Linked DNA regions of Mus musculus: regions 1 and 3 are each linked to region 2. The links are chromatin loops, found by intact Hi-C in ENCODE. Cell type or tissue: heart. All regions are shown on one strand. Each heading gives the region's core, and the rest is flanking DNA. Links, peaks and the distances in the headings are about the cores only.

Region 1 (9,830 bases), core at 929-8,928, 710 kb after region 2:
GGGATTAAAGGCGTGTGCCACGTGTGCTTGGCTTCAAATTCTTGATCTGACTTCCTCAGCCACAATGCTAGGATTACTGGGGAACTACCTGCACTCATTTTACTGTTAGTAAGGTGCACATATGCTGTGAACAACTCTAGAGTGCCTCTCCCATGGTCTTGGGACAGGGATTCTGAAGCTGTGCCTCGTTTGGACTAACCTGAGATCTGTTTGTCCTGAAGTTTGAAGTAAAGTAGAATGCTGGCTACATAAACAAGTGGCATTTAGGTTCCAGATCACACACACATTAAGAAGCTGCTCTTGGGATGACAGTGTTCCCCTTTTCTGCGTACTGGCTTGGGGAGTTTGATCTAGATACTGAGGATGGAACTCAAGCCCTCACGTTTGTATAGCCAACAGTACCAAAGGAGCCATCTCCCAAGCCCTGACTCATCATTCATATGATAATTTCTGTTTATGAGTCTATCTGCTCTCTCCAAGTTTTGAGCACAGGAAGCCAAATGCTAATTTTTGTTTGTTTGTTTTGTTTTATTTGGTTTTTTGAGACAGGGTTTCTCTGTATAGCTCTGGCTATATAGAGAACTCATTTTGTAGACCAGGCTGGCCTCGAACTCAGAAATCCGCCTGCCTCTGTCTCCCGAGTGCTGGGATTAAAGGTGTCCACCACCACTTGGTGCCAAACGCTAATCTTAAGCAGAAGGGAGAGATAAGCAAACTCAATAGGAAGGAAACTATAGGTAATCTTGTCTGGAAATAAGATCTAATCATTCTATCAAGTCATAGAAATAAAGAATAGGTGGTAGGCACTGTGGGTTGTCCTGGTGCTGTTTATATTCTGATGGTAATTCTGCTTCCTCAAGAGGGGCTGCCCTCGACAAGCAGCCCATTATGTACTCAGGTGATTTCATGTGAACCGTCTCCCATTTTAACTAGTCAATAAAGGCTAGAGCCTGCGACTGGACAATGGAGGGGAAAGATGGGACTGGAGGTTTGAAAGTGGGGATAGGGTGAGAGAGGGAGGGAGGGAGGGAGGGGGGAGAGAGAGAGAGAGAGAGAGAGAGAGAGAGAAGAGAGAAGAGGAGAGGATGAGAGGGGAAGGAGAAAAGATGGAACAGGAGGAGGAAGAAGCCATGTTGGGCCAGGAGGAACTGTAAGTAACAAGGGATCTTATAGCTGGAGAAGAAGTTTGTATAGTGTTAGATCTGCCCAATCTAGGCTTACAGCTTACAATGATAATAACTGGATTGGGTAGTTTTTATATGGGCTTTGGGGTTAGGTAGGAACATAGCAAAAGAGTAAAGGATGGAATTAAAACAGTTCAACTAGCTGATGATTAACTCTCAACTGACAACCGTGCCAGATACTACACTTAAGGACAGTGATCAAGAGAAGAAAGTCTAGATAGGACAGGACTGGAAGATTTTGCAACAACCCTCAGAGAGGACAGACAGTACTGAAGAACAGTGAAAGGCATCCACACTTACTTTTCTTTCTGTAAGAAGACACAGTGGTCATTTTGTAATCCAAAAGGAGCCTCACGCTTATTGGTCATGTTAGGACTTAAGATCCTGTGTGTCTGTGGATCCCGAGGTGGTGTCTGGAACGTCACCTAGTGAAAGTCGAGGAGAGTGCATATGCTCCATGATACACGCCCTCACAAGCAAGCCAACCTGCTACAGTGCAAGGCTCTCAGAAAGCCAGTCCCAGAGTACCTGAGGAGCATACACAGTACAGTCCGCACTTACATTTGTGGCCTTAGCCTGGCTCTGGGGTGGTACATTTTCTTTCTGTGACAGACAAAGAACAGATGATCTGCCGGTAAGTTCTGGTGGCAAAAACTGGAAATCACGGCACTGTGAACTCTTTTCATTGGGCACGTTTTCGTCATTTAAGACATGCAGACTCATTCTGGGAAAACAGTATGTTTTAGTCACTAGGAAGTCAATGATGCTGCAGCGTATGTACAGAAATGCCCCGTGAGCATAGCAGGGAGATGTTCTATTTCTGGACAGGTAGAGCTAGTACCCTTTACAGGTATACTTAATACTTCAAGTAGGTGTCATCTTCCAGAGAAAGCCTCAGAGTCCCTTGTATTGCATCAAGGATACTGCTACTTCCTGAGCCAACTGCTAAAAGGGTTCAGGCAGAGAAGGAAAGAGAACCAGGTGTTCAAAATGACTCCCATTAATGTATTACACTGTAAGACAAGAGTTAGGGGATATAATTTTGGTTTGAAGAGAACCAAAGTAATAGGGTGGTAGTGGAGCACACCTTTAATCCCAGCACTTGGGAGGCAGAGGCATGGGACCATGGATTCTTGTGGGTGAAACCTTGGGGGCTCTGGTTGAGGAGTAAGGAGAGGTACTGGGGAGGGAGGTCATCAAGAGAAGCTATTGCTGACTCTGCTCTAGGAGCCTTGAGGAAATGAGGGAGAGGGACAGAACCAGAGGTTCCCTTAGCAAAAGAGAGGTAGACTAGGTTGCTCAGCAAGGTACACAGGTCATAAAGTAGAGAAAACAAATCAAGAGCAATGTTTAGGATTTTTTTCCCAGAAAGCATGAGGAAAGGGCACTGAAATGGATGTGGAATTTACAAGCATAGGCCTCTGGGCTGTACAGCCTCAGGTGAAGTCTTTCAGGCAAGAAAGCAGAACAATCGGTTCAGCTTTTGCTTCGGATGGGATGAGGGTTGGAGGTGTGTGTGAAGGGGAGGTCAAAGGTTGACAGGAGGTGTTTTCTTCAATTGTTCTCCACCTTGTTAGACTAACTGACCCAGGAGCTCACCAATTCAGCAAGACAATCTGGCCAGGGAGCTCCAGGGATCCTCCAGTCTGCCTTCCCAGTGCTAGGATTACAAATGGGTGCAGCCACACCACACAATTTAGGTGGGTGCTGAGGATCTGACGTCAAGTCCTCATGCTCATTTGTCAAGCACAATACTGTCTGAGCCATGTCCCCAGCTCCTGGAGGGAGTTCCTGGAGACAAAAATTGACAAGCCAGATTTGGGTTCTGTCTTAGTCAGGGTTTCTATTCCTGCACAAACATCATGACCAAGAAGCAAGTTGGGGAGGAAAGGGTTTATTCGGCTTACACTTTCATACTGCTGTTCATCACCAAGGAAGTCAGGACTGGAACTCAAGCAGGTCAGAAAGCAGGAGCTGATGCAGAGGCCATGGTGCAACAGCAGCAACAAAACTTCCCTATGTTCCCTGCCCCACCTCTAGTCACTCCTGCACCAAGAAGACATCAGAACCTGTACTGGCTAGTTTTGTGTCAACTTGACACAGCTGGAGTTATCACAGACAAAGGAGCTTCAGTTGAGGAAATACCTCCATGAGATCCAACTGTAAGGCATTTTCTCAATTAGTGATCAAGGGGGAAAGGGGGAAAGTGTTCATTACTGGCTTGCTTCCCCTGGCTTGCTCAGCCTGCTCTCTTATAGAACCCAAGACTACCAGCCCAGAGATGGTCCCACCCACAAGGGGCCTTTCCTCTTGTTCTGATGTCTTCATGGTGCAGGAGTGACTAGGGGTGGGGCAGGGAACATAGGAAGTTTTGTTGCTGCTGCTGCACCTGTCCTTCTGAGAACAAGTATGGGGTCAAATCACCTATGGGAGATGATAAAGCTCAAGTTGACTGATGGTCTCTGAGGTGAAGTTTGAAGGTTGAAGGAGAAAGAAACATCTCCCACCTCGAACAGTGCATGGACAGAAGTGTACAATCAAGCGATCATGACTGGAAATATGCATTGCTGAACCAAATTGTATAGGTATAGGCATGAGGTCATTCTGGTAGCTAAAGTTGAGGAAAAAGGCCTTAGCCTTAAAGGACTCTGTTCAGAGAAGGATGCAATAGAGAAGGGAAACTTATCAGGACCATCTGGAGTTGGAAAGAAAGCGTTTCCAAGAGAAGCCATTTATTTTGAAGTTGTGGTCAGGCTGTACGGAAGGAGGACTTAGAGGCACAGACCCAGGAACAAGAAATATCCCTGGGTTCAGGAAGACAGACGACAGACAGAATAGTTTCGCAGAAAAGATGGAGTAAGAGACTTGGGGCGACGGATGTCCCTGGCTCTGAGACGCGATTCTCCTACACGACACGCTCGACCAGAACAGGAACCAGCACGGCCTCTTTGGAGGCCATCAACTGGGTCAGACCGAGATCACTGGCAGGCCGGCCTGCAAAGCCCAGCCCACGGGCAGGTTCCTGTCCTGCCTAGGAGGCTAGGTGCATCCCCTGAGTTTAGAACAGAGGAGGCTGGAGTGAGGGGTGGGTCCTCAACAAAGGGAGAGAGCGAAGCTGCGGAAGACAGGAACGGTAACTCAGCTCGCAGGAATCAAGTTCCGTGGGGCTGATCCCCACCCTGCGCCCGAGGGAAATAAAAAATCGCCGTTTCCCTTACCTGACTACGGTTGCCAAGCCCTGGGCCCGCGCGGACGCCCACCGCAAGGGAGGAGCGCCGTGCCCGCTTCGCGCTAAGAAAACGGAGCAGGAGAAACCCAGCCGAAGGAACCCCAACAAGGTCCGCTCTCGCAGTCCCGGAACGTCGTCCGCTACGCCCGCCCCAGATTCAAATACCGAAAGTTGGCGTTCCACAGCCAATCAGCGCGTTGGAGAAGAGGCTTCCGTAGAGCCACCTGTGGCCAATTGCAAGCCATACTGGTCCCGCCCTTCTTGCGCAGGGAGTTCCGCTTCCGGGACTGAGGGCACAGTGGGAGCGTTGGGGCGTATGGGAACTGTGGTCTAGCATCGGGGGCCGAGAGGGCTTGTTGGTAGCCAGTGACTGTGAGAGCCATCATGGCCCAGAAAATCTCATGGTCGGCCGCGAATGCGGTTGGAAACCAGTTCGCCCTGGCTCGGTTTTTCTCAGCTGTTAAATGGACCCAGTTGCAGTGTCTCCTCCGAGCTGTTTGTAAGGGAGAAGTTGAACCCTTACGGGGGGTGTCTGGGCGGCTCACAGCTTGTGGGTCAGCGTAGGGTCCGAGAACTCCCCACTCAGAATGCCGGGGGCGGCCTCGCGAGACTCTGACTCCCAGGGTGCCCTTCGGGTCAACCCAACAGGGAAATTGTCTCCCACAGTGCCCCGCGGGCAGCCTGAGGAGGGGACTCCATTTCCTAGAATGCTTTGCGGGTGCCTGGACAGGAGGCGCTCAGATTCGCAGGATGCCCCGCCAGTAGCCGGACTTGGACTCCGTTTCCCAGAGTGCCCCGCGGGCGATCTGACGGCGGTGGCTGCGGCAACAAACCAACTGTCCAGAACTGGACTCTCCTGCCTCTGCACGGCCCAGTGAGCGGTGGCGGGATGGACAGCCCTGAGGTGACCTTCACGTTGGCCTACCTGGTCTTCGCAGTGTGCTTCGTGTTCACGCCCAACGAGTTCTACTCGGCCGGGCTCACAGTGCAGAATCTGTTGTCGGGCTGGCTGGGCAGCGAGGACGCCGCCTTCGTACCTTACCACCTTCGCCGCACTTCCGCCACACTACTGTGTCACTCACTGCTGCCGTTAGGTGAGCCTCCTGTGTGCCGGCCGGTGGTTGGCGCTTAACCGGGCGCTTGGAGACTCCAAGGGTGAGGAACTGGAGCAGAAGCCGGTCAAGATCATGAACAAGCAAGCGGGATCTCTGCAGCCCTGGCTGTGAGCTGAGCGCTCTAGAGCACCATACGCTCTTCCAGTTGGGAGGCGGCGGCCCTGGCGCTGTCCTGCGAGTGGTGCTCGGGTGGGGCTAAGCTCCAGTCTTTGACATCACTGCGGCTGGAGTGCAGAATCGTTCAGCCTGCTTGCTATGTTGGACGATTTCTATAGGAAAGAGCTCCTGTTGATTTCATTACAACAGGGGTTGGAGAGATCCCAGGGGAAGGTGGGTGTAAGAAGAGCAGGCAGAGATGAAGACGGTCAAGGTTGGGAATGTTAATGGAGCGTTTCCTTTGCCGGGCTAGGTCTATGGCCCTGTCCAAGGCCATGGTATGTGGTGCCCCAAGTGCTAGTGGGACCTCGGAGAGGCCCATCTGTTGGCTGATTGGAGGAAAGGTTGGGGAAACTGCTGGAATATAGCAGTGATTGAAGTCTGGGATCCAGATGAAGGAGACCTTTGGAAGCTACAGGGACAGGGAAAGATAGATCTGGGAGAACACATGTCTGCTTGTCTGTCATACTTGCAGCTCTGGGCACAGGAATGATTGGTGTGAAGCAGCTGCTTAGGCTCCAGAGAGGCAGAGGCAGGTGTGGTAATAGAAACACTCAGATCTGTTTTGAGAAGAAGGAGGGTGGAGAGGACTCCTTTGGAGAACTGGAGATGGAGTTGGCATGGTCATGTAGTTTGGTTTGGAGACCTAGTTAGTACACTGCAAGGCATATCAAGAGTGTGGGGCTCTAAGGCAGGACTCCTGACCAAGGGCTGTCCAGTGGGCACTCCCATACCAGAACAAGGAACCCAAAGTTAATAAGCACAAGTCACTCAGGGAGGTCATATTGAGAGCAGACAGACGGTGGAGCTGTCTTCTGTTGCTACATAACAAGTTATTTTAACATGTAGTGAATTGGCTAGAAGTAAACAGTTACTATTGTTTTTTGCAGATTGGAGCCTGCTCAAACAGTACCTTACCATCTGCAGATCATTTTGATGTTCAAGTTGCTCCCTGTTGGGTTAACAGGGCTCTGAAACTGGTTTCTCTGTTCTAGCAAGGTGCCCTATCACTGGGTACTTGCTCATTTTCTTGTTCAGTGTCCCAGCTTTGAGATGGGCTATGTTGGCTCTGCCTCCTCAGAGGAGGCAAAATTGAGATACCAAGATACAGCCCAAAGAACTGTCTCAAGTAGGCCAGTGGTCAGTTTATGTAAAGTCGTTTCCTTTTGGTTTTCTAGGAAATTTTTGTTTATTTGTTTGTTTTTCTTTGTGTATCCATGGCTGTCCCAGAACTAGATCAGTAGATGAGGCTGGCCTCAGATCCACCTGCCTCTGCCTCCTGAGTGCTGGGATAGAAAGCATGAATCACCACTAACCAGCAGCTTTGATTTTATTTGATTTCTACTTGGCTTTGTCTGTGAAGTTATAGTAGTAAATTGCAAATACTTTCCTCTAATATGAGGTACCATTGCTCTGGCTAAGAGCTGAGGCAGGCCTGCTGTGGAGGTGAAGGGGTAAAAGCAACGTGTCCTGGGAGCTAATCATGCCCTAGGTTACCAAGACAAGGCTCAGGGCTGGCAACAGAAAGGAAATAGCTCTTCCCTTCCCCAAGCACAGGGAGAGCGCTGTGGTGTTCAGATGGGTTACCATGGGAGGAGGAGAGCCCCCAGCATCCAGGTCTTCCCCTGAGATGTCTTTTCTTCTGCAGGCTACTACATGGGCATGTGCTTTGCAGCCTCAGAAAAGCAGCTCTACTCCCCAGGTCAGGCCCCAGAAGCCTGGCAACTCTTCCTTCTCCTGGCTGTGACCCTTCCCCTTCTCTCCTGTACCCTGATCTACTACTGGTCCTGGGATAGGTGGACCCGACACCCACTGGCCCAAACCCTGGCCCTCTATGCCCTTCCACAGTCTGGTTGGCAGGCTGTCGCTTCTTCCATCAACACAGAGTTCCGACGGATTGACAAGTTTGCTACAGGGGCACCTGGTGCCCGAGTGATTGTGACAGACACATGGGTAATGAAGGTGACCACATACCGTGTACATGTGGCTCAGCAACAGGATGTTCACTTGACTGTGACAGAGTCACGGCAGCATGATCTCTCGCCAGACTCAAACCTACCTGTGCAGCTTCTTACTATACGTGTGGCAAGCACCAGCCCTGGCACACAGCCCTTTGATATTCGGTAAGTACATGGTGGTTGTGGATCATGTACTTCTTAGGAGGTGTTAAAGGTAGAGGAAGACTAAGGCACTGCTGGGGCCTATATGACATTGGTCAATTGACCCCTTTAGTGTCATCCTCCTTCAAGTTTGGTTTTTTTTTTTTTTTTTTTTTTGCCTTCTGCTTTCTTTTTGTCGCTCTTTCTGCTCTGTCATTGAGCTGTCCCTATACCTTCTTGTGATGGCCTAGGAATGTAGTTTGGTGGCACTTTAGCTCCAGACTCTTCCTGTCCATCCTGCTGGGGATTCGTGACCAGTGACTCTGGATTTTGCCTTCACATCCATCTTTAGTAGCTATGCCTTCACCGAGGTGGCTTGTTTTTCCTGGCCCTGCCCGCTTTTGGTTCTGAATGACTTTAGGTTGTGGACCCAAGGGCAGATGGTCTCAGTTCATCAAGCCATGGTTCTTGCAGGCTGAATTCATCAGAATATGGCGAACTATGTGAGAAGCTCCACGCCCCAATCCGAAGTGCAGCCAATGTGGTCATCCGCCAGAGCCTGGGGGACCTCTTCCTAGAAACATTTGCTTCCCATGTGGAGGTCAACCCAGCCTATTCAGTACCCAGCAACCAGGTGGGGGCTGGCCCGGGTGGGAGAGTGGGTGGAACTCCTCCCAGGACCATCCTGTAGGCCTTTCTGTAACCCCTTTTCTTTCAACTGCCTCTCGGTAGGAGCTGGAGCCCTGTATAGGCTGCATGCAAACACGGGCCAGCGTGAAGTTGGTGAAGACCTGTCAGGAGCCAGCGGTCGGCGAGTGCCAGCAGTGTTACTGCCGACCCATGTGGTGTCTCACTTGCATGGGCAAGTGGTTTGCCAGCCGCCAGGATCCCCAGCGCCCTGACACTTGGCTAGCCAGCCGTGTGCCCTGCCCCACTTGCCGTGCCCGCTTCTGCATCCTGGATGTGTGCTGTGTACGCTGAGCATCACAGTATGTTCTGTGTCTCCACTAGCCACTTCTGGGGAGTGCCTGAAGCTCTTTGACTTTGACAAGAGGTTCTAGTTAAAGCACACACTTAATCTACAGCCACTCTCTACCTTGAGTCTATCTATGGTCAGTTGAAGAGTTTTAGAAGAAATTCTCATGGAAATGCCCTATCCCTGGACCTTCAGCCTCTTCTCTTCCAGTTTACCTCCAGGTGGGGCTGATATGCCACATAGGATGCTCCAAAGCCCCAAGACATTGGAGTTTGGCTCAAGAGCCTTTATTTGGCCTGTTTGCCTTAATTCTATTACATAGCATACCTGTATTTCAGTTAAAAACCAGACCCTATGGTGTTGGGTAGACACTGACAGTTGAGAGGGTCACCAGGGTGCCACTCTAGTGTGAAGTCCTCTTCTAGGGTATCCTGGTGACTGTGGCTAGCCAAGGGGCCACTTCTTGGTAGGAAGGTATGACAGAGTACTTTCCCAAGTTCCTCACGAGGGTTGCATATGCTTTAGAGGGTCCACAATGCTTTTGTTGTCTTGTCCTGCTTCTCTAGTCCAGGGGAGACCAAAAGCTCATACTCCTAACCCTAGGAAAGGGTTTTAGGGAGCCAAGGACCAGAGAGCCACAGGACTATCCAGAAAGAAACCCATCAGGGGTGTAGCACAGGGTTAGCCAAGCCCCTGTGGGGTGCTTGGATCAGGAGAGGATACCTCAGTGGTTAAGGTTCTGATGGACGCACATATACATAGATGTACTCACTTATCTATGGTACAGATGGGTGGGGAAGAGGTTGCTCTTTACTCTCCATCTCTGACACAAAGTGTAGCTGCTAGAGGGATGACCTCTCCTTCAACTTGTCCTGAAGCACTTACATTTAGTTGTTGAAAGCAGTAGTAGCAGACCAAGCTAGCCCCTTATCCAGCCAACACTGCACCTAACCCCAGGGATTTGCTACCAGAGCAAACTCAGTTCTGCCTGTCCCTGAAGTATGACCAGGAGACAGCCAGTTTCAAGGGCTGTCTGCCTAGCAGAGGCCAAGTGGTTTGAAGTTATTTTTA
Region 2 (9,830 bases), core at 835-8,834:
AATCTTGTACACAGCCGGGCGTGGTGGCGCACGCCTTTAATCCCAGCACTCAGGAGGCAGAGGCAGAGGCAGGTGCATTTCTGAGTTCGAGGCCAGCCTGGTCTACAGAGTGAGTTCCAGGACAGCCAGGGCTATACAGAGAAAGCCTGTTTCTGTTTCGAAAAGCAAAACAAACAAACAAACACAAAATTATAAAGAACTTTCTAAACTGGAAAAATAGCAATCCAACCAGAAATGAGCAGTTCTGAGCTGGACAGTGGTGGTGCACCCCCTTAAGCCCAACACTCTGACGGCACAGGCAGGCAGATCTTTAAGCTCAAGGCTAACCTGGACTACAAAGCAAATTCCAGGACAGCCAGGACTACATAATGAGACTTTGTTCTTTCTTAAGTAACAGTGAGTGTCAAGAATAAAGAGTGGGGGAGAGTACAATTGTACAGGGATAACAGGAGTATGTTTCTGATTAATGAAACTGTCCTGTACCTTGACTGACACAGTAACCTCAAGAGACTCACATGCGTTAAAATCAGAGTAATGAGGTTGGAGGCAGAACTGAGCAATAGGTAGTAAGCATGCACAAGGCCCCAAGGTCAATCCTTAGGATCACAAAGCTGGGCACAGTGGTATACTATTACAGTTCTAAGTTCTCAGAGAGGCTAAAGTGAATGATCACTTGAATTCAGGAGTTTGAGACCAACCCAAGCAACAACACAACATCTGTTTCCCAAGACAAAACATAATTTTGCTATACATTAACTTTTTAAAAAATATTTATTTATTTATTACATGTAAGTACACAGTAGCTATCTTCAGACCCTCCAGAAGAGGGCTCCAGATCTCGTTATGGATGGTTGTGAGCCATCATGTGGTTGCTGGGATTTGAACTCAGGACCTTCGGAAGAGCAGTCAATGCTCTTAACTGCTGAGCCATTTCTCCAGCCCCCTATACATTAACTTTTAATAAGCCTACAGCAGCATCACTTAGAAAAACTGATCAGTTGAACCTCAAGTCACATATCTACATACTCAGCAATTCTATTCCCAGAAACATGCCCAATTCAAACAGTGCCCATGCACATCAAAAGGCACAAGCAGAAATGTAAGCTCATTCACATCAGCCTTAAAGCATCTCAATGTCCATCCACATTACATCAGACAGACTGAGGAATTTTCACAGTGTAAAGTGTACATCCTATATAGAACAACAGCAAAAAGCAATCTTACCCTGGAGTCATCACAAATGAAAAGCTGAGCCAAAGCACTGAGGCACAAAACAACCCTTTTTGTATAAAACTCACAAACAAGTGGAAGATATAGCCAAGACAGGTATCACACCTTGAAGTGAATGATGAAGGAGCACAGGGCACTGGAACACTCATGTCATGAAGCACTCTAAAAACCTGCCACAACAGGGCTCTCTGTGATGGCACTTTTTCTAAAGCCTGGATTGTAGTTAATGTAAGCTAAGTTAAACTAGTAATCCTTTAAAGCACCTCAAGTTCTAGATTTTTTTTCAAGCTACTTCCTCAGATCACAAAGCAATGTGAACTACAAGTGTGCCTTCACCTACTACAAAGACCCAAATGAACACCAGACCCTGAATACCCTCTAAGATCAAGAGGCACTTGCATGATGGCCTTAGCCCATTGTTATCTACACTCCTAGTATCAGGATAAAAGGGGATTCATTATTACAAATGCCTATAGTCAGTGACAGGGTTTTTTGGGGGCTTTTTTGTTTTGTTTTGTTTTTTTCCGAGACAGAGTTTCTCTGTGTAGCCCTGGCTGTCCTGGAACTCACTTTGTAGACCAGGCTGGCCTCGAACTCAGAAATCCGCCTGCCTCTGCCTCCTGAGTGCTGGGATTAAAGGCGTGTGCCACCACGCCCAGCTCCAGTGACAGGTTTCTGACTTTAACTTTCAGTTTGAAAACTCCTTTTGACCCCTACCTTAAATGGCATCCTTTTATAAATCTCACACATCATTACAAAAATAACCTTAAATCCCCATTCCAGCCCTGTGTGAATATGTCACATGTAATCTGATATTCCAACAACTAATAACACAGGTCGATTTCCATAATAGAAGGAACCTGGGTTTTGTAAGTATATATGACTAAATGTTAGATAATTATTTTGAAAATACAATTCTCATTATGTAGATAATGTTTGTTTCTGTACCTAATATCAAAATATGTAAGTGCCAAAGGGTGGTAGAAAAACCCTTCACTAGTTTATTTACAAAACAGAAAAACGCTGTTAGTTGTCTCAGGCTTTAATGCCATTCACTTTCTTGGTCCATGAATAACGCTCACTGCAGATTTCAAATTTTGAAAGCTTGAAGCATGTGGGAAAAGGAAAGAATAAGCTTCAGAATGCCCACCATAGTCTTTGTGGACAAGACTTTCCTATGTAAATCCATATGCACACAATATTTTACAAAAACAGCTCTGTGCTATAAACACCTATAATCCTTTCCACTTTAATGTATCATGAACATTATGAAAATCATCTTAAAATAGAAATGCAAAATAATTAGATTTACTCTTGATATGCTTCACCTAACTGTTCACTGAGTGAGTAGTCTAACCATTGCACAAGCTCAAGTCCAAGACCTGAGTCCAAATTTCCCCATTTCACAATTAGAATAAAAAACAAAACAACAACAAAAACATTAGCCCTATTATCTAGAAGCAGAACCCCTAAAAAGACCAGCTCAGCATCCTGAAACACAATGGCCACAATCATACATCACTTACAGACTGCCACTAAACACTGCTTGCAATCTTCCCTACATTTATTTGTTTAATCTTAAGCCTAGGATCTGAGTGCCCAACAAGGAGTACAGGTCTGACACCAAGCACAAAGGAACCTCAGAAACTTAAATCTGTGCAACCTGCACCCTGAGCCTTGGACACCAGAGTTTACTTCTGGACCAACAATTTCACAAGAAGTTACCCATACCCACATTTCCACTAACTAGCTCAGGAGCCACCTCAAATAAGATAGTATAACCTACAGTTCTGTGCCCAGCACTAAGAGCAATGTGGGACTCCCTACTAAGGATAAGGACAGTCCTTCCTGTCCTTTCTTAGTCACCTTCTGGTTTGGTGACCTAGAGAGAGTAGAGGAAGCTCAAGACTTCTCTCTGGGAAGTACAGGTCCAACAGTTACCTGACATTGTTATGCATACCTGTGCTGTGCCATATAAGGCACCCAAAGAGCTTACCATTTTGTATGGAAACTGGATTTTCAGAGTTCTGTGGAGCTGGGTATGATGGTGATGCTTTTAATCCAAGCAATAGGGAGACAGAGGCAGGCAGACCTCTGTTGAATTCCAGGTCAGCCTGCTCTACATAATGAGTTCTAGGACAGCCAAAACAGAGAAAGACCCATTCTCAAATCAAATCAAAACAAAAAAGATCTCTGGGGTTACAAGGATATTTTTAGTTCTACTGCTATGAAGACTTGTTTTGTATATGAGGAAAACACAAAAAGATGTTTAAACTAAACACACCTTAACTTTAAAATACAATAAAAGCAATGTTTTTACATGATGTATGTCTAAATTCAATAACGCACAGAGAAATGTGTGAACAAGTATTTTATTAAGGAAATGAAGTAGAACAGCAAAGACCAGAAAAGACTGGGAATCCTTTTATGAAACTTTTTTGTGTATGATTGTTTTTAATGGTGGGTGATGGCCCAAACTCTTGATGCATAATAGTTCAACACAAACAATTCTGTCAAAATTATGCATAATCTGAGTTTGAAGAGCTACAAAAAGCAAGTTATTTCAGGTAATTCTATGTTATGTTGCAATTACTCAATCCTACCTAGCACGAGGTATGAGGAGTAAGGCTCCTTGTTAGCAGCTGGTCTTCACTGTACATACAGAAATGGATGTACTTCACTTCCAGCTCCAGCAACCACTATTACCCTTTCTATAAAGCTTTCGAACAGGCCAACCTCCCACCTTCCCCTTCCAGCAAAAGCAAAGGCGACCCACAAAGTCCCAAAATGAAAAATCACAACCTCATTTTAAACTAGAGCTGTCCAGAGTCAAGAAAAAGGCCAAACTCTGGAAACTCAAACCCAAGGACAAACCCCAGATGCTAAACAAATGTAACAATACTCCGCGAAGAAAGCTCCCAAAGTTGCACCAAAACTGCAGAGAACACCGGGAACAAATAAGGAAAACTTAAGTATTTATCCATTACTGTACTTTCTTGCAACAACATGAGCATCAAAACCCATGCCCATCCCCAACAATTTTCTCAACTGCTCTCAATACATACTGTGCCAACACAATATTCCGAATCTCATTAAAAAAAAAAAAAATCTGCCTCATGACTTGGCACACAAATACCCCTTAAAGCTTTGGTTTCTTCACTGTGGATGTCTTTTTAAAAGAAGATAACTTGTTTTAGCAACCTTACAAGAACGCAACTTGAGAGAAACCCATAATCATTCGGTGGCCAATCCAATCTATAGAACCGATTATGCCAACTGCATCCCACGTACCAGCACTATCTTCTGAAACAGAATAAAAGAGACAGCGGTCCATCCACAGCATGCCTGCGTAAGTAAACCTGAAAAAATAGTTACCCCAACCCTTGCGACTATCCTCAGCTGACACTCCTGAGGAAAGAGACCCCGGCGGCTCCCGAGAGCTTACAGCAGCAGGCACAGAGGGCAAGACAGCCGCGCCCGTGGTGCGCCAGGCGGTACCCAGAAACTTCTAGGGGGCACTTTTCAAGGCCACAGTCGGTGTGCCTCGGGGGTCCCGCCGGCGCCGCCCTCCCTCCGCCGCGCTCGCGCCCGGGAGGAGCTGTCAGCTAGGCAGGCGCCGGCCCGTTATCCGCCGGCCGCGCCCGCCCGGCCGCTCGTGAGGGGGCGGCGGCCGCTCCCGCCCGCGGACCCCTGCTGCTTACCTCGAAGTAGCCTCCGGCGGCACCGCCCGCACCCGCGCCCAGAGGCCCGTGGGCCGCCGCGCCGCCCAGCAGGCCCGCCGCGCCGGGGCCCGGGGCCTGGGGGCCGCGCAGGGCCGCCGCCGAGCCGGCCTTGCCGCCCGAGCCGCCGCCACCCGAGCCACCGCCGCCGCCGCGCTTGTTCTTCCGGCGCTTGGCTCCGCGCTTAGCGTCGGCCGGGCTCATGGCGGGAGTGAGGGACGGAGGACGGCGGGCGGGGAAGGGGCGCGGGCGGGCGCCGGGCCGCGGGCGGCGGCGGCAGCGGCGGGCAGGCGGAGGCGGCGGCGGGCGCTGCGGCCGGCCGGGCGGGGGGCGCGGCGCGGGGTCTCCTCCCGGGCTGGGAGGGCGGGGCGGACGGGATCTGAGGGGCAGCTGCTGGCGAGAGCGACGCGAGTCCACCGGGCCCGGTGCCGCCGCTGACCAGAGTTAAGAGTCCAATATGGCGGACACAAGGGGAAAGGGATCCCAGTTTACGTCGGGGGAGGGGGGAAGCAGCGGCAGGGGGAGGGGCGCGGGCGGCCGCCCCCCGCACTCCGCCCTCCCGGGCGGCGCGCCCCTGGCCTGGGACCCCGCCCCCGACGCCACGCGCGAGGCATGCCGGGAGCTGTAGTTCCAGCCGCCCGCGGCTCCGCCCGGGCGTGTGGGGCGGGACCACGACTCCCGTAGGGCCACGCGCAGTTAGTCGTGCGGGGAGAGGGTGTGCCTAGGGTGACGTCCGGCGCCGCGTGGCCCTGTGGAATCTGTAGTCCGCGCACGGACGGAGCTGGAGGCGGGCGGGGTCCAAGAGGGTCTCGCAGTTCCAACTCTGGCGGTCTCTCAGTTCCTTTAGTACAGCCTCCTGCCAAAGACCCAAGCTCTTGCCCTGCTCGTAGTGGGCCCTGCTGACTTTGGCCCAGTCCAGGTTCGAGCGTGCCCCTTTCACCTGTCGCTGTGTGACCTTGGCCTATGCCAGGGCCAGTGGAAAGAGGGCCGGCATCCGCCGACTGGTAATTCACTGCATCTGCGCTGACAAGGCCTGCAGTAAGCAGGAGCCTGCCTCACTCCTTCCTCGCTTCTCTTTAAAGTCTCCATACTTAAAGGAGCGCTTCCTCAGGCCATCGCCCATGCTATTCATCACTTTCCATTCACCACATACCAGGAGGACTTTAGTTCAGGACAGAAGTCTGGACCACTACCTAGAAACCTTGTTCCTTGGCGCCCTGCTTATCGCCTATAGGTACAAGGACCCAAACCAAAGGTTTCCCGCAGTTCATACCTATTTTTGATTCCATCAGTGGAACCAAGTGCTATCTGTTGAGATTAGCATTGCGACATACAGACATGCGCTCCTGAACCATCTCCTATTACCTCCTAGTTAGTCATTCTGGCCCAATTCAGCAATTCTGACCCATTTTTCACCCCAAACCTGAGCAGCCCAATGTGATGAACCCCGTTTCAATGACTAACTTCCCAATAGAATGAAGGTCCCTCACCCAAACAGGTCTTGGATAGCTCTGATATTAAAGTGTAGTAGGATGCCAGGCTAAATCTCCCTCAGTACTCCATAGGTGGGCAGTGTCAGGACCGCCCCTTCCCTCCATTTCATCTAAGGAGTCCAGTTGAATGCCTCCCTACTTCCATAACCACTTTGCTTTCTTCTGTTCTTGGCACATTGGCATGGAGTTGAAATTTTTAAGTGTCATTAGTATCCTAGAGGGCACAGGATATAGAAGTGCTTGCCTCCACCATAATCCCAACCCCTTGCAGGCACAGGGCTGGGCATGCAGCACTCCAGTAATTGCTAGGTGAATGAATGACCATTTGTCCAGCAGTGCAGTCATTCTCTGTCAAATCTCCATTCACACATACACTCTCCTGAGAGGTGCTATTAGTCATAGTCTATGGATAAGAAACAGGTTTATAGGTGCTAAGGATGTTGCCCAAAGCCACTCTAGTTTTCAGAGGCAAGGCCCAGATTCTAGCTCAGGTATAACTTTGGGCACCAACATAAGTGTATGTACAAAGACACTTTGTTTCTAGAGCAAATGAATTCACAGAATCTCTAAGCTTCTATAAGGAGGCCGAAGAGGGTTTTTTTTGTTGTTGTTGTTTTTGGTTTGGTGTTTGTTTTGTTTGCTTGGTTGGGTGAGTTTTTGGTTTGGTTTTTCGGTTTTGCTTTTGTTTCAGTTTTTCAGACAGCATCTCACTGTATATTTCTGGCTGGCTTTGAACTTGATATGTAGACTATACTACTCAGAGATCCTCCTGCCTCTCAGCCTTCCATGTTCTGGGACTAAAAGTGTGTGCCACCACCAGCTTCGTTTTATTCTAACCACCTGGGAGAGCCATGGAAGGCTTTTAAGCAGGGAATGCCATGGAGATGCATACTTCGTTTTATATATTTTAATTAAATTTGAATAAGTGCTTGCTTGCCTGTATGTATATGTACCACATGTATACCTGAAGCCAACAGAAGGCAGAATATCATATACATAATATATAGTGTTTTATTATGTAATATATATGTTTATATTATATATTATACTTAAAATATGATTTATATGTGTAATATATAATAATACATATATGTGTGTGTGTGTGTAAAATGGCACATGCTTTTTATCCCAGTAGTCAAGAGGCTGAGGTAGGCAGATCTCTGTGAGTTTGAGACCACGCAGATCTACAGAGTAAATTCCAGGACAACCAAAGACAGAAACCCTGTCTCCAGAAAAAAAATAAAAAATTAAGATTTTAAAAATGGGAGATAGCCGGGCGGTGGTGGCACACGCCTTTAATCCCAGCACTTGGGAGGCAGAGGCAGGCAGATTTCTGAGTTCAAGGCCAGCCTGGTCTACAGAGTGAGTTCCAGGACAGTCAGGGCTACAGAGAAACCCTGTCTCAAAAAACCAAAAAAAAAAAAAAAAAAAAAAGGGAGATAAATCAACGTAAACACCATAACTATCAAATATGCCAGTAGGCAAGCATGCTGTCACTGAGCTACACTACAGACTGCAAATGCCCAGGTATGACCCAGAAAGGAAAGTTCTATGGCACACAGTTGGGGAAAAAAGGATGCAGTGCCATAGAAGCATAGTCTACCTAACGGAAGCTCCACCTGCCCATGATTTCAAGATGCTCAGGGACTCCTAACCAAGATAAAAATGAGAACAAAAGCAAACCTACACTGAAATCAATCTTAAGCAACCTTACACAAAAACATCAAAGATCTCTGACATCTTTCCAGTGAAGCTAACTAGCCAGCAAACTAGAGTTATTAAAAAACAAATCTAGAGAGTGGTCTTTAAAATGTTTCAACAAGTTATGTTGAGACAATTTAACTACCTTAGAAGTCCTGGTCCTCCTGCCTCAGCTTCTGTAATTCTAGGATTAGGTATAGAAGTTGAGGTATGTTCATCTCTTTTCACATGGTTTCTGGAGCTTCTGTTTTATGCTTTTAGCATTTGTCTGTTCAGATTCACCATCTTTAAAGTATTCAAGAGCCACTCAAGGCTTATAAGTATCATACTCAGGAATCTCTTATTTTTAAATCTCGCTTTGAGACAGAATGTTACTGTGTCACCTAAATTGGCCTTAAACTCATGTTCCAATTGTCTTAGCCTCTGGGGTGCTTACGTTATAGACATATGTCACTGTACCTGGTTGTATCTGGTTTCTTTAAAGAAAAATAAAGTCTTGCTGGGCGGTGGTGGTACACGCCTTTAATCCCAGCACTTGGGAGGCAGAGGCAGGCGGATTTCTGAGTTCGAGGCCAGCCTGGTCTACAGAGTGAGTTCCAGGACAGCCAGGGCTACACAGAAAACCTGTCTCAAAAAAAAAAAAAAAAAAAAAAATTAACAGCTCTGGCTCTCCTGGAACTCATTTTGTAGTCCATGTTAGCCTCAAACTCACAGAGATCTACCTGACCTCTTTCTCAGTGCTGAGATTAAGGGTATATGTCACCATCACCATGCTACAAATCCTTAAATAGTATTGGGTTTTGAGTTAAAGCCCAGAGTGGTCTAGAAATTGCAGTCATTTTATGCTGGGGGTTACAGGACCATCATGCTTAGCTATTTGGCTTCCTTAAAAAAATACTTAGTCATGTGTTTGTGTGTATGTGGTTGTATTGCCTGCATGTATGTCTATGAACAATGTGTATGCCCATGGAGGCAAGAGGAGGACATGGATTTCCTGGGACTGCCATTACAGTTGTGACACACCATGTGGGTACTGCAAATTAAGCCCAGGTCCTCTGCAAGAGGAATGTCTTTGTTACTTTTTTTTTTTTTTAGATTTATTTATTTTTATTATATATAAGTACACTGTAGCTATCTTCAGACACTCCAGAAGAGGGAGTCAGATCTCATTATGGATGGTTGTGAGCCACCATGTGGTTGCTGGGATTTGAACTTCAGACCTTCGGAAGAGCAGTCGGGTGCTCTTACCCACTGAGCCATCTCACCAGCCCCTTTGTTACTTTTCTACTGCCCAGACATAACACCACGCATGACCAAAGGTTCTTATTTGAAAAAAAAAAAAAAAAAGAACAAACCAAACACACAAAAGAACAAAACAAAAATGTTTAATTTGGAACTTCAGTTGCAGAGAGGTAGTGTAGGTGTAGATTTTCAAAACCTGCTTTAATAAGGGTTCTTATACACTTTAATTTCCCTTCTAGCCCACCAACCAAAGGTAGGGGAGAAAGATGGTTAGTAGGATAAGGGGGATGTAGACCTGTTTAGAGGTAGTTCTTTGGGAAAATTCCAGTCTTCCTGGTCAGGATACCAGCAGTCCAGTCCAAACCTTCAAGCACAATCGAACATGAGTCCTCTCAGGCTTGGCAGCAAGTGCAGTTACCCACTAACCCAGTTTGACATGGTTTTA
Region 3 (9,642 bases), core at 1,643-9,642, 200 kb after region 2:
GTTCCGGGACAGCAGGCCTGCTAGCATAGAGCCTGGAGTGTCAGCCATGGGCAGCTTATAAATACACAGTTCTGGAAGTAGTACAGGCCTGTCCAGGAGGCTTCTGTTGGCCTTTCAATACTAGAAGACTTTGTTTCTAGGGGCACCACACAGCAATATTTGGGTAGTGGCCACGGGCTGGCCCACAGCAGCACCTGCCACCTCCTCTGGTGCATTCGTAAACAATTTCCAAACTGTGGGGAAATTCTTGTTTATCTTCAGTCATGCCAATGAGCATCCTAGGGTGAGAGGCCTACTGATAGGCAGAATGAGGTTCCCGGAGACAGCTCTGGCATAGAACCTGCTCTGTGGGCACTCAGAATGACAGGTGGACAGCAGGCCTGGGTAGGTGTCTCCAGGAAAGATCGTCAACATCCTAGTAAGCTGGTTCTGTCAACATTTTCTGCCCATCTGGGCACTTCAGTGTCTGCCCAAGCACCTCCCCAGCACACCTACCCTTAGCACAGGACTTTGTTTAAAGGACCCACAACTCCAGGGCTCCTGATGTGCCCTGAATTCTTAGATTATCAACTCCCTGCTCCATCTCCAGCACCTGAGCTTCTGCTTCCACCCCTGACAGCAGAGCCCATTCCTGGTGACCAGATTGGCCCCCTTGGCTGAATTTTGTGGCAGCTCAGCCCTTTGCCTTTTCAGGCTATGGATCCCATGTAGCCTGGGAGTTGGCCTCCTCAGTCACCCAGGGGTGCTAGCCAGCTGCCCCTTCCGCTAGCAGGCCTGTGAGGGGTGATCTATAGGCATGGGGGCTGGTGCTAAGAGTTACATATCTATTACTCCTTCTCCTGCTCTCTACCATTTGCACAGTATGGCCATTACTGGTAGCCACAGATTCAGCCAAGGCTATTGTGTGTCTGTGGAAAGAAAGCTGGACCAAAATAGCTGCTGCTATGTCCTCCACCTGCACCTGTCCATGTGAGCCATGCGGTGTGCCATAACAGAGTCTGGAACTCCAGGCTCAGGCTTGGGCCTCTCTACTAGGAGGTGGTCCAGATGTACCAGACCCACCATCCTGCTGCAGGCCCAGCTGGTCTAGCAGGAGAGGACACAGAGGTTTTGTCTCTAGACGGCCCCTAGGCCTGCCTCTGTATTTCTCACCTGCAGGTGCTTGAGCTTGCCTTTCTAGGCAGATGGAGTTGTGCACCAAACTGTGGCTGGACAGTTCCTACCTTTCTGTGTGCCCCAAGCCTTCCCTGCCTCTGGTGGGTCAGTTAGCCTCTCACCCCTTGTGCCTGCACAGAGGGTCTTGATCCCAGGCTAGCAAGCAAGTTCTCAGGCCTCTAAACTAGGGCACTAGGGCAGGTTCCGTGCCAGAGTCAGGGGCTACACAAGGGGCCTGGTGCCAGTGCGGTGGGCGAGTTATGAGACCTGAGCTGCAGACTGGAATGGGACCCCATCCCACCTGTCAAACAGATGGGGCTGTGCTGTGTCATTCTGTCATTGTAATATAAATACAGATTTTTATACCTCATTTTTCTGGTTTCTAGTTATTTCTATCTGCTCTGCTCTGCTCCTTTCTCTCTAGCTTCAGCTAGAGGGACGGACTCACGGGAGCCAGGGCCATCCTGGCCCTTGGGAAGCAACCTTCACGTCCACAACCTCCATTCCTGGGAAGCTGAGCAGCTCTGTGTAAAGGCTTGGGTGGAAGTACCATACAGCCTACTCTAAGCCAGGTGTTCTTGTTGGACTCCGACATTGTAGGCCCAAAGATAGCTCAGTCCTTAAGGGTGCTATGCTGGCCAGATGCCCTCTGCAGAGAAGTTGCTGGGTCTCCAGATTACACCTCAAGGACTCCTCCAGTCTATCCCAGCATCCTTAGGCTGACTCAGGCCTAGCTTCTGCCTTCGAGACCTACACTGCTGAGGTGGAAACGTGGGCAGCTGTGCTTCGGTGCTAGCATGGGGATTTAGGGTTCTGACTTGCCCTCAGAGCAGCTGTGAGGTGGTTAGAACACACACTGGAGAGAAAACAGGATAGTGTTGCTGACATTCCACTGCCTACAGGGAGGCTCCAGCCCATTAGCAGGAATCCTGGTTCTGGTTCTTGGAGGACTCGGTGTCCTCCCAGACAGATGAGTACACTGAGGCTTGTCCTTCAAGGACTTGCCACCTTGAATACCACAAAAGGTGTGGATCAGGACTTCCAGAGAGGATGGTGTTACCTCACTGAACCCTCTGAAGAGCCCATTGGAGATGGCCTAGTGGTACCTGCTAAAAAGTTTTAATGTGGAACCATGAAACCAGGGGAGGGATTCGTCCTCCCGGCAGACAACAACCAGCCTGGACTCTTAAAATGTGTATCCCTGCCTTCCCTGCCTCCTGTTAGAAACGGGGTAAGGGATGGGCAGCCTTAGAGGAGGCTGAAGTTAACTCAGAGAAAAAGGAGTTTTCTGATGTGAACACAATTAGAACCTCAGACTTGATATGACTTAGGTGTTGATATCAATGTGAACACTTAAATTCCAAATACTATGTTTTTTAGTCTTACCTGCTACTACTTCTTGTTGGAAGCAGTGGGTGCCAGGGATCTGTGCTAAGCACTTTGCATAATTAGCACCTACTTCAGTCTTGCAGGGTCCATCTCATGGTTAGGAAACTCAAAGCTCAGATATGGTATGCCTTTCGTAGTTTTTCTGACCCGACTCTAGTTCTTATACACACACACACACACACACACACACACACACACACACACACACACACACACACCAGCCTATCTCTCTGTTACATACACACCACCAGCCTCTCTGTTCCTCCATGTTTGCCCCCACCTGAGATCCCTGCATGAATCCTAACCCTTGCTAGAGTGGTTCCAAGATGGCCCTTCAGCTCCTCATCCTCTTCCTCCCCAGAGTTAAACTCAGATGCCTGCTGGCTCCTGGCCTTCACCTCAACTCAGCCTACCTTCTACTCAACCCTTTGTCCTTACCAGCTCATTTTGGATCTCATGGTTAGTTCGAGCCCAGCCTCTTCTGCAGGTGGTCCCTGAGTACTTTGTTCCTATTCCTCTTTTGTCCCTTTGTCGACTTTTGCTGGGATGATGGCTGTATAAATTAGAGGCTGGACTAATCTGGACTAATTGCTAGTGGGACATTTTATGTCCTCTTTTCCTAATCTTTAGCCAGAAAGTTAGAGGACAGGAGCTCTGGATTGTTCCAGAGTTAGGCCACTGGCCTGGGAAGCAAGCTGTAGGGAAGGATGGGCTCTCATCCCAGTTCCTCCTCAACTGACCAACCTCTCAGGCAACCTGAGGTCCTGGACTCCTCAGACCCCTAAACTCTGCAGGCCGCCTGATACCGGCTTCCATCTCCAAAGACCCCTGTCTACCCACCACTATGGTGACCCCTTCCTAGTTTTGTAGACCTAAATACTTCTGAGTTTGGTACTGAGTTTTTACCTTCACCACAGGAGTGTAAATACAATCAAGAGCAAATATCCCTGACCCCAACTCCATGGTCTTAAGAAAAGTCAACTTTCTTCTGGAAGAACAAGACCGATAGGAGGAAGCTGCCAGACCACATCTCACTGGCTGACGGCCCCCAGTGTTCTGCCAGCTCCTGGGCTCCCTTGCCTTTTCCGAATTGTCCAGTGCCAGCTTTCTCAAACCTTTTGTGACTTTTTTTTTTTTTTTTTTTTTTTTTGGTAGAATCAAGCTAACACATGTCTGAGGCTGTTGCTCCCTCCTCCATGTTGTCTGGAGAACAGATCTCTTCACTTCCGTTAAACTGCATCCAAAAACAACCTTCAACAGCACAGTTGTATACAAAGTTTTAAAACTGTCTGTAAATATACTGTATAAAACATAAAATAATTTTTAATATTGATGACAGGAGAGTAAGGCCAACAGAAAAGACTCAGGTCCTGCATTTTGGTTTGTTTCGCCCATTACATTCTCACAGGCTTGCTTAGGACCGATTAGCTCCTCGGTTCCCGTTACCTTTTGACCCCACTAAAACCACAACTGAGTTTGAGTAGAAGAAAGCAAGCTTGTCTTGGAAATAAGTTTAACATACTTGCCTTCTTAAGTTTCTAATCCAGTCCCAAGAAAACTTTCCAGTTCTGTATAATTGACCCCATTGTGTTTGCTGTTTGTACTCAGGGGGCTGATCCTGTTCTAATCTTTATGTTTTCATGGCTTCTTATGGCCTCGCAAACACTTCTCAAACAAGGAGCGGTGGTCAGCAATTCAAGAGAGCGAGCTGGGGGCCAGGAGTCACTAAGAACAGTGGGTTTTCTAGAAGGTCTCATGGGTCCCAGGCTGTGCCTGGGGGGAACCTCAGCCTGCAAAGTAGCCCTTTGTCTTTCTGGCATCTTTAATTCCATCTCCTCCGAGCTCTTCCGCACAGTCTATAAATATCCTCCAGTTCCTCCCACTTTAAAACAAAACAACACCAAAAATCCTCTCAGCCTTGCATTCCCACCCCCTCATCTTGTGTCATTTGGCTCTTTTTCTCTCAGTCTTTGCCGCCTCAGCAAAATTTCCCAAAAGTACTGCCTGCACTTCCTCTGGCCAAAACCCACTCAACGCCAGCTCCCTGCTGAGCCCCTACCTCCAGTTTGGCATCTGGGGTCCTCTTGGGCCAGTCCCCTGATGTCCTAACCACATTAGGCACCATTCTAAGAACTTTTCCCCTGTACTGTTTGTTTTTATTTACTTTCCGGTTTTATTGACCTTCAAAAGGAGGATAAAAGTTAAATAAGAATTAATAGGAAATGTCTTCAACTCAAATTTAAATGATCTGCTTAGAACATTAGTTTTTCTCTCTTTGAAAACATGAATATCTGGGCATGGTGATTCATACCTGTGGCCCCAGCACTTGGAGATGCTAAAGTAGGATCTTGAGTTGAAGCCCAGCCTGGGTAGAGAAGCAAATCCTTGTCTCACAAAACAAATAAGCCCAGGGAAAAAGATCCAGAAAGAATTCTACCTAGTAGCAACTAGACTAGACCCTTGTCTGATACATCACCCTATTTATGATTAGAAGAGGGGAATACTATTTTTTTAATGATCAAAGCCCAGATCTTGTGAATTTATATATCATCTTACAAGAGAGTGGTTAAGTTGCAAATGCTGTCTGATAGAAAAAAATGAACAGATTATGACCCATACAGACAAGTTGTTACCAATGCCAACTGTAACTCCAAAGATCAGTTTTCTGGGACCATAGGACATTAACTAGGCTTGCATCTGAGTTCAGCATTCTGTCTTTCATTGAATGACGGCGGGCATCCTCAGAATGTCTGTACTTCTGAGTTAAATGCATTCTAAAACTGATGTATTTTACACCTTGACATTTTGAAGATGGGATCTTGGAGGGAGTCAGCTTTTGCTTGGAAGTCATCGAGGCCTTGGGAGTTAAGTGATTTTTGTTAAATAACCATTGTAAAAGATTCTATAGCCAACAATCCTACCCTGCAAGAGACCTGATAGGGTCCCAGCTGCTTGTTATTAGCACCAACGCTGGATCACCCTACCAGTGGTGGTGGTAAGAGCTGTTGGGGGAAGAAGGGGTCTGTTCGGCCTCAAACTTCCGGTCCCCTAGTGGTGTCACAGACCGCAAGCCATTCTTAGGACAGGAGGCCTAACTGAACTAGAGGGCCAAATGGCCAAGGCAACAAAGCAGCCGGAAGAGACCCAGACTCCAACTCCCGAGCGGGGGCGGGGTGGGGCGGAGCGAGGGCAGAGCCTATAGTGAGAAAACCAATCCTCTTGAGCCTAGCGGGAAGGACGGCGGGCCAGAGGCGGGGCTAAGGGGCGGTGCGTCCGTCAGGAAAGCCAATCACTTTACCCCGGCTCGTTGAAGGGGGTTGGTCTGCGGGTCCTCCTTCGCTTTCTCCGGGATACCTCGCCGCCTGCGCTGACTTTACGGATGTTGTAATCTGCGCGTGCGCGTCCTGGCACTCCCGTGAGGCACTGCGGCGCGCGCGGTTGGAGGCTGGCAGAGAGCAGTGACTGCGGCTTTCCTGAGGTAAGGGTCTTGTAAGTTCGGGGTTGGCGGGGCCGCCGCTACCCTCCTACAGCCTGCTTGAGGCATCGATAGAGGTCGCTGGGCCCAGGCGCGGGGTGTGCGGGGAGGCTGAGGCTTTGTGCCAGAGGTGGGGGCGGAGGTACGTGGCCGGTCATCCGGCTGGGGTTGGTAGCTTTATTTTTCGGATACTGCGGATAAAACCCAAGGCCTCAATCATACGAGGCAAACGTTAAACCGGAAATACACACTTATCTGTTACCCAGCTTTTAAAAACAGCAATTTGGTACTTTTGTGGGCGTGTTTTATTAGAGCTCTTAAGTGTCATAACTGGATACTCAGAAACAAACCAAAACCAACCCAGAGAGTTTGCTACCAGAGTGTCAAATACATCGTGATTTTAAGACCTGCCATTGTCACTGACCTAAGTTTGGTTCAAGTCGTGGTTCATTGTGTTCTATTCGAAATAAAACTTCTTACTTGATGATTGATGGGTACTTTGAAACTTGTCAATTTGTCCTGGTTTTCTCTGCGTTAGACTGGTTATATCTATAGATTGAGTCCTTTGAGACTGATGGAACGCTGATTGAAGTAAATATTTAGTTGATTCTTCCTTAGAAAGGTAGGCATATTTCTTTTTCCTAACTAGAAACTACAGGGGAAACAGCTATTTTACAAAATGTAATTTATTTTAAGTAATTTCATCATTGGGAAAAAAAATCAGTTTTTTTTTATTGTTATATCTTCATTAATTAGATTCTTCATTACTGTTGTAGTGTCCTAAGCAACACCCTGATTGCTTCTGTTTTGCTTTGTCTTTGTCAGATATTGCACGTGCATCTGCTTTTAACTTAAGTAGTCTCCTGATGTCATCTGATAAAATGATCTGTATATTTAAAATTCATTTGCCTTGTTCATGGTCTAATACTTGTGTTCTTTCCCCCACTAGGAAAACACATTATAGATTGTATTTTTTTTCCTTCTTCTATGGACTTAGCGTAAATATGTTTTTTTCTGTTTGAACTTAGTTTAAAAAAATAGATTCATATCAAATATTTAAAAACAGGAGTAGTTAAACCATGAGTTGTGGAAATGAGTTTGTGGAAACATTGAAAAAAATTGGTTATCCCAAAGCTGATATTCTTAATGGAGAAGATTTTGACTGGCTCTTTGAGGATGTTGAAGATGAGTCATTCTTGAAATGGTTTTGTGGGAATGTGAATGAACAGAATGTATTGTCTGAAAAAGAATTGGAAGCCTTCAGCGATCTCCAGCGATCAGGCAAGCCTATCCTAGAAGGAACAGCATTGGATGAAGTTCTTAGGACCTGTAAAACTTTTGATTTGAAGACATGCAAACTGGATGACAAAGAGATACAGATATTAGAGGATGAGGTTCAAACTCTGCAGAAATTAAATAACTCAAAAATTCAGCGACGGAATAAATACCAGTTAATGGTTTCTGAAACTAGCTACAGGTTTCTGGCATTAAATGCTAAACAAGAGGAGGCCACTAAGAAGCTGAAACAGAAGCAAGGATTCCTAAATTCTGTGAATACTAAGCTCAGTAATGAACTTCAGGGTCTTACTGAGGAAGTTAATAATTTGATGATATTCTTCAGAAATTCTAATTTAAGTGAAAGAACAAATCCAATGGTGTTTTTATCTCAGTTTCCCTTGGGAAAATACATAAGCCAAGAAGAGCAGAGCACAGCAGCATTAACCTTATACACAAAAAAGCAATTCTTTCAGGGCATGCACGAAGTAGTTGAAAGTTCAAATGAAGACAATTTTCAACTTTTAGATATACAAACACCGTCTATTTGTGATAATGAAGAAATCCTTAGGGAGCGACGACTGGAGATGGCTAGACTGCAGATGGCATGTATTTGTGTCCAGAAACAGATCATATACTTGAAAACAAGTAATTTGAGCATGAAGTCGAGTATAAAATGGGCGGAAGAGAATCTTAATAGACTAACCAATGAGGTAAGCATAAGAAATAAGACTGAATTCATATTGTAATTGTTAGGAATATAGAGTTTAATATTGCTGCTAATTTAGAAAAGGGGGGAAATCTAATTTTAATTTTATAGAAAATTATATTAGTATAGCATATTAATATAATTTATTAATTATGTAATATAATTAATGTAATTTTATAGTACATATTTGCAGTATGTATTTCATACAAATATATTATTAATCATATTACTAGAATTTAGTAATTTTATCCTCAGTAATATTACTGAGCAAATTTTGGACAAAAATAACCTTACTTTGCATTATGAATCTGAAAATTGTGTCATTTCAATTACAGATTAAACTGGGGTTTCTGTTTTTTGGTATAAACCAAGGAAACTACTTGCTTAACTATGGATATTCTGCCTTGTTTCCTCTGACAAGAAGATAGTATTAATGAAGTCCAGGATTCAGTGGAGTGACTTTCTCATTACTTGTTGAGAATATGTAGATATATTGCAGTTGTTCATCTGCACTCTCTAGAAGCTTGCTTTCTTGATAATATAGGCAGTAGATAGTTGAATAAAAATGTAGAGGTTTCTGAACCAATACTTGTATTAAATTAGTTACTACAACAGAAACATTTTGAAATAACAAGTCTGGTAAATCTGTGTGCTATAATCAGCTCATGGACTAAGAAAATACTATATAATTTTAAGAAAATTAAAATATTCATTTGTTATAATGAGTAGTATACTTATTAAAGTTATGATAACGATGAGATCTTCTAGTTTGTTAGCCATTATTGTTTGTTTGTATGTATGTATGTATGTGTGTGTGTGTGTGTATATATATATATATATATATATATATAGTGTACTGAAATTCAGTAGTTCATGCTGGCCTTTCTCTTGACTTAGTCCTTATTTTCCTTTAAAGTTAGTTTTGGCTTATACCAATAAGTTAGTTTTTATTCATTGCATATATTATCTGACCATCTAAAACAAACAATGAAAATAGTTAGAAAATAAAAGTTTAAACCTACATTTTAAAATGTTACTGCTTTCTTTGTGTAGGTTATTGATAAAGAAAATTTGGATGCAGAAATTTCTAGCTTAAACAGTGAGATTCTAAAACTTGAAGAACAAATCACTCATATAAAAGACAAAGTTTTGCCTGCTGTGGTAAAAGAATATGCTCAGCTATTGAACATGCCAGTTGTAAAGGGCGATTTTGAACTGCAGATTGCTAAACAAGATTATTATACGGCAAGACAAGAGTTAGTGTTAAATGAGTTGATAAAACAGAAGGCATCTTTTGAGCTTGTCCAGTTATCATATGAGATTGAGTTGAGAAAACATTGGGATACATATCGGCAACTAGAGAGTTTGGTTCAACAACTCAGTCAAAGAAACACGGTGCTCTGCCAGCACTTGGCAGTGTTATCAGACATACCAGCATCTGAGCAGTTAACCTCAAGGACTCCCATCGACACCAAAGATCATTCCACTCATAGGTATGTATGTCATTGCTTCCTTAGCATTTTTTTCTTTTATTTTTGTGAAATACTAGAGAGTTGGAACAGAAATTTTAAAGGTTTAAAAATTACTTGTATTCAGATTTGGCCTTTCTGCTTTTCTTTTTTCTTTTATCCTTTAAGTT

What was found. Hi-C counts contacts between places; a loop is a spot of excess contacts. Peaks named below come from ENCODE experiments on the same cell type or tissue, not always from the same donor. Only the 100,000 strongest peaks of a DNase experiment are listed, where the experiment ranks them.
Region 1: a loop joins it to region 2, with 4 times the contacts of the local background. A loop is called at or near these places in 1 of 42 quality-filtered maps.
Region 3: it touches region 2 in a loop (2.7-fold over the local background); 1 of 42 quality-filtered maps calls a loop at or near these places.

Annotation. Positions count from the first base shown.
Region 1 is chr5:33,653,300-33,663,129 of GRCm38, reverse strand. Tmem129 (transmembrane protein 129) reads left to right here and starts at 5,153. Exons shown (of 4, transcript NM_026698.3): 1 at 5,153-5,507; 2 at 7,333-7,807; 3 at 8,258-8,417; 4 at 8,516-9,830. The coding sequence starts at 5,303. The coding sequence ends at 8,764. Tacc3 (transforming, acidic coiled-coil containing protein 3) reads right to left here and starts at 5,002. Exons shown (of 15, transcript NM_001040435.3): 1 at 4,403-5,002; 2 at 1,746-1,908; 3 at 1,485-1,609. The coding sequence starts at 1,907. In heart, for the core only: a CTCF peak has its summit at 4,561; DNase peaks (open chromatin) are centred at 3,532, 4,689, 5,109 and 8,529; H3K4me3 peaks cover 3,340 bases; H3K27ac peaks cover 2,565 bases.
Region 2 is chr5:34,365,529-34,375,358 of GRCm38, reverse strand. Fam193a (family with sequence homology 193, member A) reads right to left here and starts at 5,426. Exons shown (of 21, transcript NM_001243123.1): 1 at 4,932-5,426. The coding sequence starts at 5,153. In heart, for the core only: no CTCF peak of the experiment used is centred there; DNase peaks (open chromatin) are centred at 4,838 and 5,608; H3K4me3 peaks cover 2,795 bases; H3K27ac peaks cover 1,849 bases.
Region 3 is chr5:34,165,770-34,175,411 of GRCm38, reverse strand. Poln (DNA polymerase N) reads left to right here and starts at 5,886. Exons shown (of 25, transcript NM_181857.4): 1 at 5,886-6,022. Haus3 (HAUS augmin-like complex, subunit 3) reads left to right here and starts at 5,988. Exons shown (of 5, transcript NM_146159.1): 1 at 5,988-6,022; 2 at 6,969-8,007; 3 at 9,057-9,496. The coding sequence starts at 7,099. In heart, for the core only: a CTCF peak has its summit at 5,602; DNase peaks (open chromatin) are centred at 4,451 and 5,821; H3K4me3 peaks cover 2,169 bases; H3K27ac peaks cover 1,621 bases.